Linked DNA regions of Homo sapiens: regions 1 and 2 are each linked to region 3. Evidence: chromatin contacts called from ENCODE Hi-C or POLR2A ChIA-PET data. All regions are on one chromosome and are shown on one strand. Each heading gives the region's core, a stretch centred on a gene start or an enhancer-like site at or near the end of the contact. The rest is flanking DNA. Distances are from core to core; before and after follow the strand shown.

What was found. Hi-C counts contacts between places; a loop is a spot of excess contacts on that map. ChIA-PET counts read pairs that join two places held with the same protein, here RNA polymerase II (POLR2A). Pooled maps may share reads with other maps.
Region 1: a pooled map shows a loop between it and region 3 (4-fold over the local background). The contact joins two enhancer-like sites. A Hi-C loop is called at or near these places in 2 of 168 maps with a recorded cell type or tissue (left colon and motor neuron) and 4 of 50 pooled maps. POLR2A ChIA-PET finds 5 or more read pairs at or near these places in 3 of 52 experiments (HepG2, T-cell and activated CD4-positive, alpha-beta T cell).
Region 2: a loop to region 3 is called in a pooled map, with 4 times the contacts of the local background. The contact joins two enhancer-like sites. A Hi-C loop is called at or near these places in 1 of 37 single-sample maps with no recorded cell type and 6 of 50 pooled maps. POLR2A ChIA-PET finds 5 or more read pairs at or near these places in 3 of 52 experiments (CD4-positive, alpha-beta T cell, H1 and HepG2).

What each region holds. Positions count from the first base shown.
Region 1 is chr2:42,100,282-42,104,946 of GRCh38, forward strand. No RefSeq gene overlaps it. Among named protein-coding and RNA genes, the nearest start is that of PKDCC, 55 kb to the left of the region's middle. RefSeq lists enhancers at 724-803, 1,022-1,849, 1,774-2,293 and a silencer at 984-1,363. Within about 2 kb of position 2,155, at least 34 of the 41 ENCODE cell types and tissues checked have a DNase peak (open chromatin) inside an H3K27ac peak, as active enhancers do.
Region 2 is chr2:42,126,737-42,131,569 of GRCh38, forward strand. No RefSeq gene overlaps it. Among named protein-coding and RNA genes, the nearest start is that of EML4, 40 kb to the right of the region's middle. RefSeq lists an enhancer at 915-1,124. Within about 2 kb of position 2,500, at least 8 of the 41 ENCODE cell types and tissues checked have a DNase peak (open chromatin) inside an H3K27ac peak, as active enhancers do.
Region 3 is chr2:41,838,293-41,842,899 of GRCh38, forward strand. No RefSeq gene overlaps it. Among named protein-coding and RNA genes, the nearest start is that of LINC01913, 37 kb to the right of the region's middle. Within about 2 kb of position 3,064, at least 19 of the 41 ENCODE cell types and tissues checked have a DNase peak (open chromatin) inside an H3K27ac peak, as active enhancers do.

The sequences.
Region 1 (4,665 bases), core at 905-3,404, 260 kb after region 3:
AGATGGAAGGAGTAGAAGTTGCGGGGATCAAGGAATAATTCATAGAGAATAGACGCCATTGGAGCTGGAAACCAGAGAAGGGCAGGAGGGTGTCAGTACAGCAGTCTGCAGCGGGAAGGGTTTAGGGGTGCAGGGCAGATGGTAACGCCTCTCAAACGCCACTCTTGACTGGATCTGACATCCTAGTGGAGACTGATGGAGGAAAGAGATCATGGATCCATCAATCAGTCCCTGTTCCAAGTGCCAGGGGCCACCTTCCTAGCAGATGTTATAGGGGACCCAATCTAAGACCCTCAATTCACCTTCCCCTCTTCCACTTCCCCAGCCAAATCATGTTTTTGCTTGTGTCCGGGGGAAGCTGGGAGCTTTCTCAAGCTAACCCAACCCCCAGGTTTTCCATCTTCTCATGCCTCCACTCCCCAGTATAGTGTAAAGCGGCCTCCTCACTCAGGCCCAGGTCAAGACTGACCTCAGTGCCACCCTCCCGGCTCTGCCTCTAAACTTCACCCACCACAATGCAGCCAACAATCTCACAAGGGGCCGGCCTCTCTCTCAGGGCAAGCCTCATCCCCTAGAAGCCGACTCCGCCTGGCCCACCATGCCTGCAGCAGAAAGGCCTGAGGCTGGGCCTAGAACACTGAGGACGTCAGTGGCCAGGACTTTCCAAAGCTGAAACTGGGACCTGCGGAGGCCTCACTGTCCGGAGCAGCGTCCAGGTCCTCAGCATCCTCTTCGCTGGGCCCCACGCGTGTCGTGCGCCACCCCAGAAGGCAGGGCCTGATTCGGATCAGCAGGGGCTGCAGGGCCGCTCTGCAGGTGGGTGACTCAGGCCCCTCTTGAACCCTTAGGCCTGAGGCAGAGACTGGGCAGGAGGCTGGGCGTGGCCGGGGAGCCCCTTCACGTGCTCCCCTTCTCGAGGGTTCACGGGGCTCTGGAGGCCCAGATGCTGGCAAAGTGGCGGGAGCGCTCCAGGGACGAGGACTCAGGTCGGGGCGCCCCCGCCAGCGCCAGGATCCCCGCTCACCCTCCGCCGCGCCCCGCCCCCGCCCCGACACACTGGGGGAGCCCCGCCCTCCCCGAGGCCCGCGCGGCGCCGCAGGAGGAATCCCAGCCATTTCCTCCACGCTGCGCGGTATGTGGCCTGCCCGCCGCCAACCGCAGCGCGAGCCGGTCCCCAGCCGCGCCTGGCAGCTGCCCCGGCTCCGCCGTGCTGCTCGGGATTCCGGGAAGGCCGCCCCCTCGTCCCGGGCCACCAGACCGGCCTTTCCAGCGGCTCCAGGCCCGTGCAGTCCCGCCGGACGCCGGCTACACCACGCGCCGCTGCTGGAACCTCTCCCAGCCCCGCGTGGCCGCCCCCGGCCCAGGCACCCCCTCCCCGGAACGCCCCCGACGGCCCCTCGCGTCCGAGCTGGAAACTGAAGTTGACGCTTGCTCCGTCACCCTGGGGCAAATTGCTTTGCCTAAGCCTCAGTTTCTCCATCTGTGAAATGGGGACGTTGGCAGGAGTGCCTGTCTCGTTGTGCTGCCCGAGGGGTGAATGAGAAAAGGAAAGCGTTGGACTACTGTCAACGCGATTTTCATTTCCCTAGGTACCACGAGGGTCCTGGCTTTTCGCACAGGATCTTAGCACCCACCCTGCCCCTCGCCTCTCCTCCAGCCCAGTTGCCGGTGGAGCAAGCAGGCCGGGCTTTGCGAGTGGGCAGAGGAGAGGGCTGGGGCCTGCCCAAGACTGCGCCCTGCACAGATTAAACAATGCCTGAAGGTCCCACGACACAGCCTTCCTCGAGATTCACCGTTGCCCTCTCCTCAATCACTAGGTTCTTGAAAGACCCAAAGGACAGTTATTTACATTTTTTTTAAATGATGTCATCGCAGTCTGAGAGCAGCCAGACACGTAGTGATCAGGGAAAGTCGAAAGTGCAGATGGGTTCGCAAACGTGGACTCTCTAGTTTTGGGTCTGCAGATGGGGCCGGCCACCACGTGCTCTCTGAGTTCTCTTTCCAAGTACAGATCCCTCCGGAGACGGAACATTGTTCCGCCTTTAATTCTTCCCAGGAGCTGCGGAGGAAGGCGTGAGAACCGGAGCCCGGGGTGACTTGCGGGGGAGGGGATCGCTTCCCCGTCGCCCACACCTGCCTAACCCACGCCCACGGCGGCCGCAAAGGCGACACCGCGTGAATCTGGAAAGCCCCGAGTTTCAACAGGCCCAACCATCGGCGGCTTTGCAGGCGCAGCACCAAGTGCTGCTCTGCCTGTGTTCCCCCAGACAGCCCCTGGTTGTGATTTGTCGTTTCCAGTCCAGCTAGAGTCCCAAGGCCAAGAACTAGACCCTTGCAGCGAGATCCGCGCCCCCCCCCACCCCACCCCGCCTCATTCTCCACAGGCGCCACAGCCACAGGCCGCATAAATAAATCCAGGTGGAGGCAGACCCAGAAACCCAGGTGCTATAAATATCCCAGCCCAGCCGGGAGACTGACCTCCCAGGCAGCCCCTCGCCCCCACCCGCCCTAGACCAGCACTTCCGGCCACCACAGCGCTGAGGGCGGATCTCCCCGCGGTGGGAGGAGCGGGCTCCACCAGGATGCAGGCCTGGCTTCCCTTTCTTTCTTCTCCTGGGAGCCTCTGGCGGCCCAACCTGAGGGCTTGCCCTCTTCTCTGGAACCACCTCCCTAACTCTCAATCGCATACCTCTCCCTCCCTCCCCCTGGTATTTTTAGAGAGGCCTTCTCTCAGGGACCCCATACTGCGACCAGACTTCAAGAAATGCTGACTTCTCTTTCTAGATGAATAAGCATAGTTGGAAGGCAACAACCTCAATCAGAGTTTACAATCTAAAATTTGATTCTAAACTTTTTCTTTTTGAAACAGTCTTGCTCTGTCACCCAGGCTGGAGTGCAGTGGCGTGATCATGGCTCACTGCAGCTTTGACCTCCCAGGTTCAAGCGATCCTCCCATCTCAGCCTCCCTAGTAGTTGGGACTACAGGCGCTGTGCCACCATGCCCGCCTGGCTAATTTTGTGTTTGTTTGTTTGTTTGTTTTTGTTTTTGTTTTTTTTTTTGAGACGGGGTTTCACTATGTTGCCCAGGCTGGTCTCGAACTCCTGGGCTCAAGCGATCTGCCCACCTCAGCCTCCAAACATGCTGGGATTACAGGTTTGAGCCACTCTGTCCAGCCCTTGATTCTACATTTTTAATAGCATTTTTTATGTGATTAAAACACAGGCTGGAGGCAGAGTAGACCTAAAAGAGGGGAAAGAAGAAGCTGAAGGCATATGCAAAGAAGAGATAGAGCCACACTAGAAAAGAAAGCTGCTCTACCAGAAGGCTGGTACCTAGGAACTCAGTGGGACTTTCTGAGCCCAGTCTCCTGGGTCTGGGACTTGGTGTGGTGCAGTTCAATAAATCCCTATTGTGGGGGGGGGGCGGGGTAGAAAAGATGTGAGATACCTTTCCTCACCCTTCATAAGGGTCATTGCTATAGCAAAAGACTGATTAACAAGAGAAAAGCATAGCAAATTTACCGAATCAAAGTTTTATGGGACACAGGAGCCTTCAGAAATGAAAACCCAGTGACCCAGGGAAAACTGTCTATTTTTATGCCTAGGTAGAAATACACACTGTCCATTCTTCGTTGAACCTAAGCATAAAAATAGACAAAAGGATGCGATCTAATGGTAACAGACTGAGGGGAGAAACCCAGCAAGGCCTGTCTGTTCAGATTCTTCTTGGCCTCTCTGAGCAGCATTCCTTCCTCCTGGGTGTGGGGCAGGGGCTTTCTGGAGCACGGGTCTTATAACTCACAGTCAGAGGTAGATCAGAGAATCTCTTCATGGCCAGTGCCTACACAGAAAGGCAGGGGGAACTTAGAGTAACAGTTCTAGATTTTATGGCTTGCTTTGGGGGAAAGGGATTCTAGTTATTATGACCTGCCATAGGGAAGAGGAATTCTAGTTTCTATGAATTCAGGGAGAAGAAGGGGTGGGAAATAGGGCAAGAGAAGTTCAGAGAGAGATTTTACTTCTGAGACTGCTTCTAAGGCCTTCCAATCTCCTTTAGTTCAAAGTACTCAGCACGCCAAGGCATTATACTTTGACTTATCATTTTCTGAGCCCCAGCAAAATTTAAAACATAGTGAGTGAGTCTTCTAAACATGAAGTCACACCCCATTTCTGATGTAGAAGCTTACACTTTAGGAACTGCTACGGAAGCACTTTGCAAGCGCCATCTCACTGAATACTACTTAGAAGGAACTATTAACTCCCCGTTTTACAGATTAAAAATCTGAGTTTAGAGAGACTAATTAACTTGCCCGAGGACACCCAGCTAATAGGGGAGAAGTTTGAACCCACGGATCTGATTCCAGAGGTCATGTGTTAAACCTGTGCTGTACAATAAACTCTGCCAGTCTCTCTGATCAGAGATGGAAAGGACTCTATTGCAGTCTTCAGCCATCCTTCACAGTGAGGAAGACCTTCCTGTTACACTCACCTGCCTTTAGTCGACCTGAGTGATTGCATTCACATTGAATTCGATGGCTTTCCTGAGGGACCCAGGCAACCTATACTGAGGAAGAAACTATCCATAGGAACCGGATTCCAAATGAACTAGATGCAAGTCACCAAGGCCAGAGTCAGTCCTGGGCCAGCCTTTCCAGTATGATTTCA
Region 2 (4,833 bases), core at 1,250-3,749, 290 kb after region 3:
CCAGCTTGGATAATCTCAACATACACCAATCTTGTTTCATCTATTGCCCCTCACCCCCACAACTATTCTTTTTTTTTTTTTTTTTTTTTTTTGCTGGAATTTTAAAAAGCAAATCCCAGACACAGCATCACTTCACTAATACATACTTCAGCATGCATCTCTAACTAATAAGGACTTTCCTTTTTTTTTTTTTTTTTTTGAGATGGAGTTTCATTCTTGTTGCCCAGGCTGGAGTGCAATGGCGCAATCTTGGCTCACTGCAAACTCTGCCGCCGGGGTTAAAGCGATCCTCCTGCCTCTGCCTCCTGAGTAGCTGGGATTACAGGCACCTGCCACCATGCCCGGCTAATTTTCTGTATTTTTAGAAGAGATGGGGTTTCACTATGTTGGCCAGGCTGGTCTCAAACTCCTGACCTCAGGCGATCTGCCCACCTCGGCCTCCCAAAGCGCTGGGATTACAGGCATGAACCACCGAACCCAGCCAGGACTTTCGTTTTTAACATAAGCTCTGTAGACACTAGTATTTATTTATTTGGTATCTATTGGTATCTATTTAGCATTTAGTATTAGTGGGAGCCATTACAGTAAGACTCTTTACACTGTTTATTTCATAAAATCTCAGCTCAGCAAAGAAACACCCTAGAAATTCACAAACTCCCCAGGAGAAAGAAAGAAATGCCCGGGCCCTAACAACCTTGCTATTTGCATTTTACTCATGAGGAAAGGTGCTTAGCCAACTCGAGGTAAGCTGTGGAAAGGCTGCAGTCCAAGAGCCTTCAGAACTTGAAACAAGAGGCATGTCAGAGCCTGACTTTGCTCCATCCCCCCTGAGTAGTCAAGGTATTAAAAGAGCATTACTTCCTCATTTGCAAACCACCTTTTTTTTTCAAAAAAACCACTTTACACCTATCATTTGAAGTTATATTGTCAAGATAGAAACACACTTCTCGGGAAGATAGTACCTTGAAAGTAGAAACCATTCAGCAAAAAAGTTTTTGAAAAATCCAATGTACATTTCCACTAATCAGGCTTGTCTGTGAATGGAGCAGAGGGAAAATGCTGCTTCACACAAAAGCAATCTCAGTATAAACATTTCTGTTTGCTGTGCACTCTAACTTTGTCTTCTCTGTCCTTTATACATGAAAGCTCAGGAGATTTAGGCACAGCAGCTACATTGGGTCGACTTACCGAATAAAGGTGGGGACTACACAAACATGGAATTTGGAGTGAGCCTTTGCCTCAAGGACAGACTGATAAATCCATCCTGAGTCACAAAGATGCCACACAGGCTTTGGGCTGCTACCTTATGGCTGGACATTCTAACCCCAGGCTCCTAGATGCAAAACCCAAGTCAGCCCCCATATATAGTCACAACATGCTGTTGATTTTCCCTTCAAAAACTCTTATGCCTTCTTGCTGTTGCCCTCCTCCAGGTTCTCATCACTTTATGCAAGATTATGCCAGGGACTGGGATGTATTACACCAAGGAGTTGCCAGGAGCTGCAGTGTGGGTGAGGGCTATGCCTAACAAGAGGAACGGATGTTGAGATCTGGGCCAGCACTGCACAGAGCACTCACTAAAACTGAGCTGTTGCATATGCTTTGGTGGATGTTCCCTCTGCCTGGAGCACTCTGTAGATGTCTGTTTGACTTGCCCCTCAGCCTTTTCTGCTTCTTTCAGGTCTCTGCACAAGTATCCCATTCTTAAGGGGGCCATCCCTGGCCACACTATGTCAGACAGCACACCCACTGCTACTCTTGAGCCCTTTATTCTGCCTTATTTGCCTCTATCCTCCTTATCACAACCAGATAAAACAGATTTATTATTTGTTTTGTGTTTTGGTCGCTACCGTATCCCCTGCACCTAGAACAGTGCCAGGCATATGGCAAGGATTCAACACATTTTTGCAGAATAAGTGATCTCCTTAAAAACGAGATCTTGTCCTCTTCTTCTACCACACATGACTGATCTAAGCAGGCGCTAATTATGGAATGCCCCATTTTGGAGGAGGGGCTCCTCAGGAAATCCACAGGGAGATACAAACGGGCTTTCCAGAGCCAGCACTCACCCCAAAAATCTAACTGTTCTAAAAGGAATGTAGATTTCTTAAATCTGCATCATCTGTGACTGCTCCAGAGTTTGTGACTACCAGCTCCTAACCACGCATTCTGTTCCTATGCTTTGTTCCTGACCTTCAGGACCTTTGTGAAGCTTCCCGATGGCCTGATGGTAACAAACTCTCAAGCACATACACTTTAAGAATAATATATCCCTCTCAGAGCTACACCACTGAAAGGTGTTGCTTCAACAACAGAAAGATTTATTACTTTCTTCCCTCACAGAAAAACCGCAGGAATATTTCCTTCTTGACTGCAGCAGTGAGTTCCAAGTTTCATTAAAGAACCGGCCAGATGCTTCCTCCTAGCTTGCGTGGGAAGAAGTTAAGATAAAGAGCATTTGAAACTCTACCTCTGCACACCTGCCCCATACCTTATTCCCTTTTGACAGTTCTTCTTCCTGTTTCCCCAGGGTTGGGGATATAGAGCCATGTGACCTGCCTCCCCAGACAGCTGGGGCCCTGGAACCTCCCTGGCCCCTCACCCTCTGGTATTAATAATAGATGGCTCTTAGTGAGTTGCACATCTGCCATAAAGCAGGCACTACACTTTTCAAATTGTCTCAAATTCTTAACACCCAAACCGGAAAAGAGCTGTAATCTGAGTGTCTGCTGCTTGGACAGCCCTTGTAGTCATAACAGCAGAATCTATCCTTCTGCCTCTGTCACTGAAAAGCACCTTCCTCCAGTATATCTGCACACAGGGAGTAAGTTTCTTATTCCCAAAGCCAGTCCACACAGCAGCCTGTCCCTCTGCTCTTACCTGTCCCTAAACTCCACACTCAGCTGGGACCTCCGCTCACAGCACTGTGGGTCCTGCCCCAGGACTCAGGGCTGCCCTCTTCCCTTGACATGACACTGATGGTGGCCTCAGGGGTGTAGTAGGCAGAATAATGATCCCCAAAAATGTCCACATTCTGGAACCTGTGAATATCTTACCTTACATGGACTTTGCAGGTGTGATTAAGTTAAAGACCTTGAGATGGAGAGATGATCCTGGCTTATCCAGGTAAGCATGATGTAATCACAAGGATCCTCATGAGGGACAGAAGGAGGCAGGAGAGTCAGAATCAGAGAAAATGAGAGGATGGAAGCATAGGTCAGAGTGATGTGAGGCGGGAACCGAGGAACGCAGGCAACCTTCAGAAAAGGGCTAGAAAACTCCTTCTCCCCCAAAGCCTCGGGAATGAACGCAGCCCTGCCAACACCTGGATTTTAGGTCTTCTACCTCCAGATCAGGACAATAATGAATGTGTGGTTTTAAGTCACTAAATTTGTGGTAATTTGTTACACCAGCAGTAGGGAACTGATACAAGAGGTGACACAGGAATGACACATTGTTCTAGGTGCTAGAATAGAGCAGTAAACACAAATGACAAAAATTCAAGCCCTCACAGTGCTTACATTTTAATGGAACCCTCTTTTATGATATTCCCACTCAAAAGGGTTCACAATGTCTACCCCTCTTCCCCAAATAGGCTAATCTGTAATATATGGATAATCCACAGCAATACATTTTTCACAGTCTGAGTTACTCAGATAGGAATCATGCCACATAGTTAGATGATTCCCAAAATAATCCATAGTAGGCTTCATTTCTCCTTTTCTTATTCTTTTCAGGGTTCTTCCGCCAGCTTGAGGTCAACATATTCCTCCTCACTCTTCCTATGGTTTTCTGATCTCCTATGAGTAACTCTTAGATCTCTCTCTCTCTCTCGTTCTGTCTCTCTCTCTCACACACACACATGCACACACCCCAAAGACAATCATTCTCAACCTAATTCTGTATTAGTGAGGAGGTCTTTCTAAAGGCAACATATTCCATCCAACTAAATTAAAATATGACTTTGCTTTTGTTATTCAGAGTGGCTCCAGTCCCCTTTTTTTGGCCCCCCACCACCACTTATAGACTATGCCCTGGGCCTACCTGGCACTGGAAATGCTGCCCATCACTGTGCCTTTTTTTTTTTTTTTTTTTGAGACGGAGTTTCACTCTTGTTGCCCAGGCTGGAGTGCAATGGCACCATCTCGGCTCACCGCAACCTCTGCCTCCCAGGTTCTCCTGCCTCAGCCTCCCGAGTAGCTGGGATTATAGGCATGCACCACCACGCCTGGCTAATTTTGTATTTTTAATAGAGACGGGGTTTCTCCATGTTGGTCAGGCTGGTCTCAAACTCCCGACCTCAGGTGATCTGCCCGCCTCGCCTTCCAAAGTGCTGGGATTACAGGCGTGAGCCACTGGGCCCAGACCATCACTGTGCCTTTCTAAACAGAAGGCCTCCACTTGTGAGCATCACCCTGGCTATCCAGAGAACTGATAGAAGCTGAGTGGATGTGCTTTTTCGATACACTGAGCCACAGCAAATTCCTACCCAGGGCTTCCTCTCTACTAACAGTCCCTGCTAGAAGTGAATGAGAAACTCCCTTTTCCCCATCTATAGCAAGCCCTCTAGTGTCATGGGATTTTTCTTCTTTTAGTTACAGACAGGAATCCCCAAGTATAGGTACCTCCTTTTAATCATTTATAAACGATCCTCTCCTCCTCCTCTCTCATGGTCTTTTCCTAACAAAAAATGAGGACAATTCCAATTAAGCACAGGCACTTCAAGTGAATACTTTCGATTAAAACAAACTTTAACTCGGGCACAGAGGAATTTCAGAAGGAAGAATTGTTGCTGTAGACTCTGATTAAATTTGCCAAAAATAATAACGCTTG
Region 3 (4,607 bases), core at 1,814-4,313:
ACTGACCTGCTTTCTGACACTACAGATAAGTTTGCATTTTCTAGAACTTTATATAAACATAATCTCGGTATGTAATCTTTTTGTCTTGCATCTTATATCCAACATGATTATTTTAAGATTCATCTACGTTATTCTATTTATCAAAAGTTCACTCCTTTTTACTACTGTTATTCCAATTGTCCCCATTCTATAGATAAGCAAACTGTGAAAATAAGCAACTAGTTCTAAGATCACATAGTAAAGGACCAGATTCAAATTTAAATCTGCCCAACACAAAAGCCCCATATTTTCCCACTAAAAATTATGCCTGTCTTCATTTTTAACTGAGAAATAACTCTACATATATCTTCAGAATGGAAGAATGTGGCCTCCAAAGTAACCAGGCTATAGTAACCGCACCAAAATTATTGCTGGATGATTAATTGGAGAGGGTGTCAGCTGTCCTACCCACTTACCTCCACAGTATGTGCTCAGCAGTACCAGCCTTAAACTTTGGGCTTCAATTACAAGGTCATTCATCCAAAGAAGAACCCTGGAATCCTGGGGCTGCCAAGATACATGAGACCACTGTACACAGGGCCTAAGCTCTAGCTAGAGTCCTCTCCTATAGGCCAGAAGAGAAGGAAATGGGTGGGGCAGATGATGGGAGGTGGTCAAACGTATGGTACAGCAGGGAGGCATCCAAAGAACCATGAAGGTCCTCACTGAACTGGGTCACTTGTGTGACTTGAAGGATAGACTTTTAATTAAGGACAGAAGAGAAGATAAGAACTACAAAATGGAAAAGAAAGGAAAGGTAGACTAACCCTTGCCAAACTCCCAAACTGTTAATTTGGTGATCTTAGGCACTCATCACTCTTGAAATATAAAAACAGATCAGATTTCTCCATGATTCTCGCAACATACGTTTGAGGAGGAATTATTTGTGATACTATGAATAACAACAAATAACTAGCAGTTATAGAGTACTTATTACGCACTACACACAAGAATCATATTCTATTTTCATTTTACTACAAAGAAATCAGTTCTCAGAAAATATAAGTGACTTGTCCAAGATCACACAGCCAGAGAGTGAATTCGTTTTAGCCAGAATTCAAGTCTCCAAGTCTGTCCAGTAATCTTCCCATGACTCAGAAACACTCCAGACTTCCCTGCTCCCAACCAATCACCCAACCACCGCTACACACTTCACCATCATTGGTCCCAACCCAGGCTCACCCTAGAGTATATGCTGACTTATGTCCTTTGATTTCAAACCCCTGAAACCCTTGTCTTCATCAGTACATGTCCTTCTATGTACACTGCCCTCAGAATACTGTTGAACACTACAGCCAACTTAAAAGATACTCTAATAAACCAATTCTACTCCAATAAGTTAATCATTATAATGTTATGCTTTCGTCAGGTGCCAACGGGGCTTAAGAAAACAGTGCCTAAAAGAATAATGTAAACTGTGGGCAAGAGTGTGATATAGAGATTTTCCAAGTCCTATGTTCATACGTGTGAGTGTGATAGGTTTACAGACTAACTCCAGACAAAGCAAGCCACTATTCCTCTTTCAGAAGGGCCAACTCAGGCTGAAGTAGCCTATTGCCTGGGGGAGGAAGAAGGGAAATAATAATCATTATTCCCTTCCTCATAAATGATATGAATAATAGGGGCCAACATTTACTGATTGCTTTGTATTGGGTATTTTATCAGTACCACAATTAAACCACAATTCCATGAAGTAGGTGTTATTGTTAGTCTCATTTCCAGATGAGGAAACTGCGACAGGGAGGCTATGTAATCTCACCATGCTAGTGCTATGCAGGCTTGGGACTCAACAGGTATTCTTTCAAACGGCAAAATTCTCATTCTTTTTGTTTTTTTCTTTTTTTTTTTTTTTGAGACAAGGTCTCACTCTGTCACCCAGGCTATAGTGCTGTGGTGCAATCTCATCTCATTGCAGCCTCGACCTCCCAGGCTCAAGTGATCCTCCCACCTCAGCCACCCAAGTAGCTGGGACTACAGGCACACATCACACGTCTAGATAATTTTATTTTTTGTAGAGAGAGGGTCACACTATGTTTCCCAGGCTGCTCTCAAACTCTTGGACTCAAGCAATCCTCCTGCCTCAGCCTCACAAAATGCTGAGATTATAGGTGTGAGTCACGGCACTGACCCAGAATGCTCACTCTTAACCAGTGCACTGATCCCCACCAGTTATTGCTTATCGTGTACCTATTATGCGCATGGCACTGTGCGAACCTTAAACATATTAATTTCATTGAAACCTCATGGCAAGCCTTGGAGATAGGTATTATCATTATCCCCATCTGACAGATGAGGCTCAGGAAAGAAAGGAAACTGAGTTAATGTGGAGCTGGAACCGACGACACGCATTCTGACTAAGAGCTCTCTTATTCAGCACGACTGATTCCTATTCAAGTTTAGGTATTTCTCTTTCTACTTCATTTAGGTTAAAAGGCTTTCCTCTCCAGGAGCCTGGCAAGCCAAGCCCGCCCTCTGCGGGGCAACAGCACGAGGCATTACCCCTACAGACCACTTGGCGGCGCCGTCCGTCCTGAGTTGGAGAGAACGGTGGGCAAGTAGGGCTCCTTCCGCACGCTGCACGGTTCTTCTCCGGGCCCGCCCCCTTCCAGCAACAGCCAATCAGAAACTCGCTGACAGCGCTAGGCTCTCCACGGTAATGGCCGTGGATGATAATTGGCTAAGTCTCTTAAGGGACGTCTGGTTTCCGGGGACGCAGTGATAAGCGCAGAACGGGAGGTCTCTGAAGCAAGATGGGGCTCCAGACATAATCTTTACCTGAATAAGTCCCAACGCTGGGAGTGTCAGCCCGATCCTCCTACGGTGGAAAAGGCGGCAGCCAATTGCTACAGTCCCTTTAGGCTTTTCTCTCCCGCCAATCCTCACTCTGCCCTACGGGAGGGTTCTTGGCCGCTTCAGCTCGGTTTGCTGCTTACCAACCCCGCGGCCCAAGGGGAGCACGGCTCCCTGGCCCGATGCCCCCGGGGTATGCAGAAGGGCCCAGCCGGGACAGCAGCCACTGCATTTCTTTGGCTTGCGCTGCAGTCCGGATGGAGCTCGGTTCTGACCCAGAACATGAGATCGGGTTCTCATTAATTCAGCCCAGGGCCTTGCACACGCGCCCCGCCCCTGCTTGAAGTGGCTCACCCCGGACTTTCAGGATCTCACACGAAGTGCTTCGCTTTCCCCTGCAGGGATGGTACTCTCTGAGCGCCCTTGGAACTTTGTAAATAGCTGCATTGCAGCACTTCTCCATTGTTTTATTTCACGCATATTGGACTCAGGGTAGAGACCATATCTTAAACGTCTTTGCTTTGAGCAAGATATTTAAACTCTCTGTGCAGCATTTTTCTCAACTGTAAAGTGGGGATAGTAGTACCTCTTGCATAAAGTTGTGCGCACTAATACATGTAAAGCGCTTAGAAGACGGTCTTGCACACAGCAGATGATCAGAAAATGTTAGCCACTTGTTATTCCTACAATGCCTAGCACAAACACATCATAAATACTCTACAGTGCTTAGAATCAGTTTCATATATTTGTTCTTGGAGGTTTAAATCTCAGCTTTGTCAGAACTGCTCCAAGAAGGAAACGGTAAATATATATACACATGGCTGTAAATGTGTCCGAGTGCTTCAACATGCAGTGGCAGTTGAGAACAGCAGGGAGCCTGGGTTCAAGTTCTGACTGCAGCTGAACAGCCGAATGACCAATAGAAAATTAACTAAAACTTAACTCCTCAGCTGGGGAATGGAGATGATCATAATAATATCTACTTCATCGGGTTGTGGTGCTTGCATTCTTATCCCACTTTCACTTTGGGAGCTAGTACAAGAATGTAATGACACAGTATAGTATTTCTACCTTATATGTGTCTCCCACTTTAACTTTTGCAAAGCACATTCATATATTATCTCATTTAATACTCACAGCAACCCTGTGAAGCTCAGAGCACTTCCTGGTTGGAATCCTACAACATGTCCATGGTGAGCTGCAGCTCGGTTTCTTTGAGTGCAATTTCAATGTCAGTGCCATTGCTCTGCATCAGGACTGAACCAGTGACCACCTGGGTCTCAGATAAGCAGAAGGATTTGCATCCTAGATTTTCAAGCCAGTTGTTCTATTTTTTTTATTTCTGATTACAGCAGAAAGACGTAGTTACATTATCTTTTAAAATGTGAACAAAACAAAGTGCAAGGTCTGGTCGACCTTCACACACACTCCCCAGAGGCAGCCACTGTCATCCATTGAGTGTGGCATCTTCCTAACCTCCTGGGTATGGTTTCATGCATGTACCTGTGGCGGGGAGAAAGCTAGGTTTTTTTGTTGTTGTTCTTTTGCATAAACATGATTGTATTTTAAAATTTATTCTACAACTTGTTTTCTTCAATTAACAGTACATCTCAAAGATCTTTTTATGTCTGTATCCTTATTTCTTTTTAACTATTGCAGTCTTTTATACCTGAACTCATTTAACCATTCTCTTGTTGTTAATTCTAATTTTTAAAGCCAAGTTTTTCTTAATCCCCCTCAAGTCCCAATTTTGTTGTAGCTGGTTAGATTCTGAACAG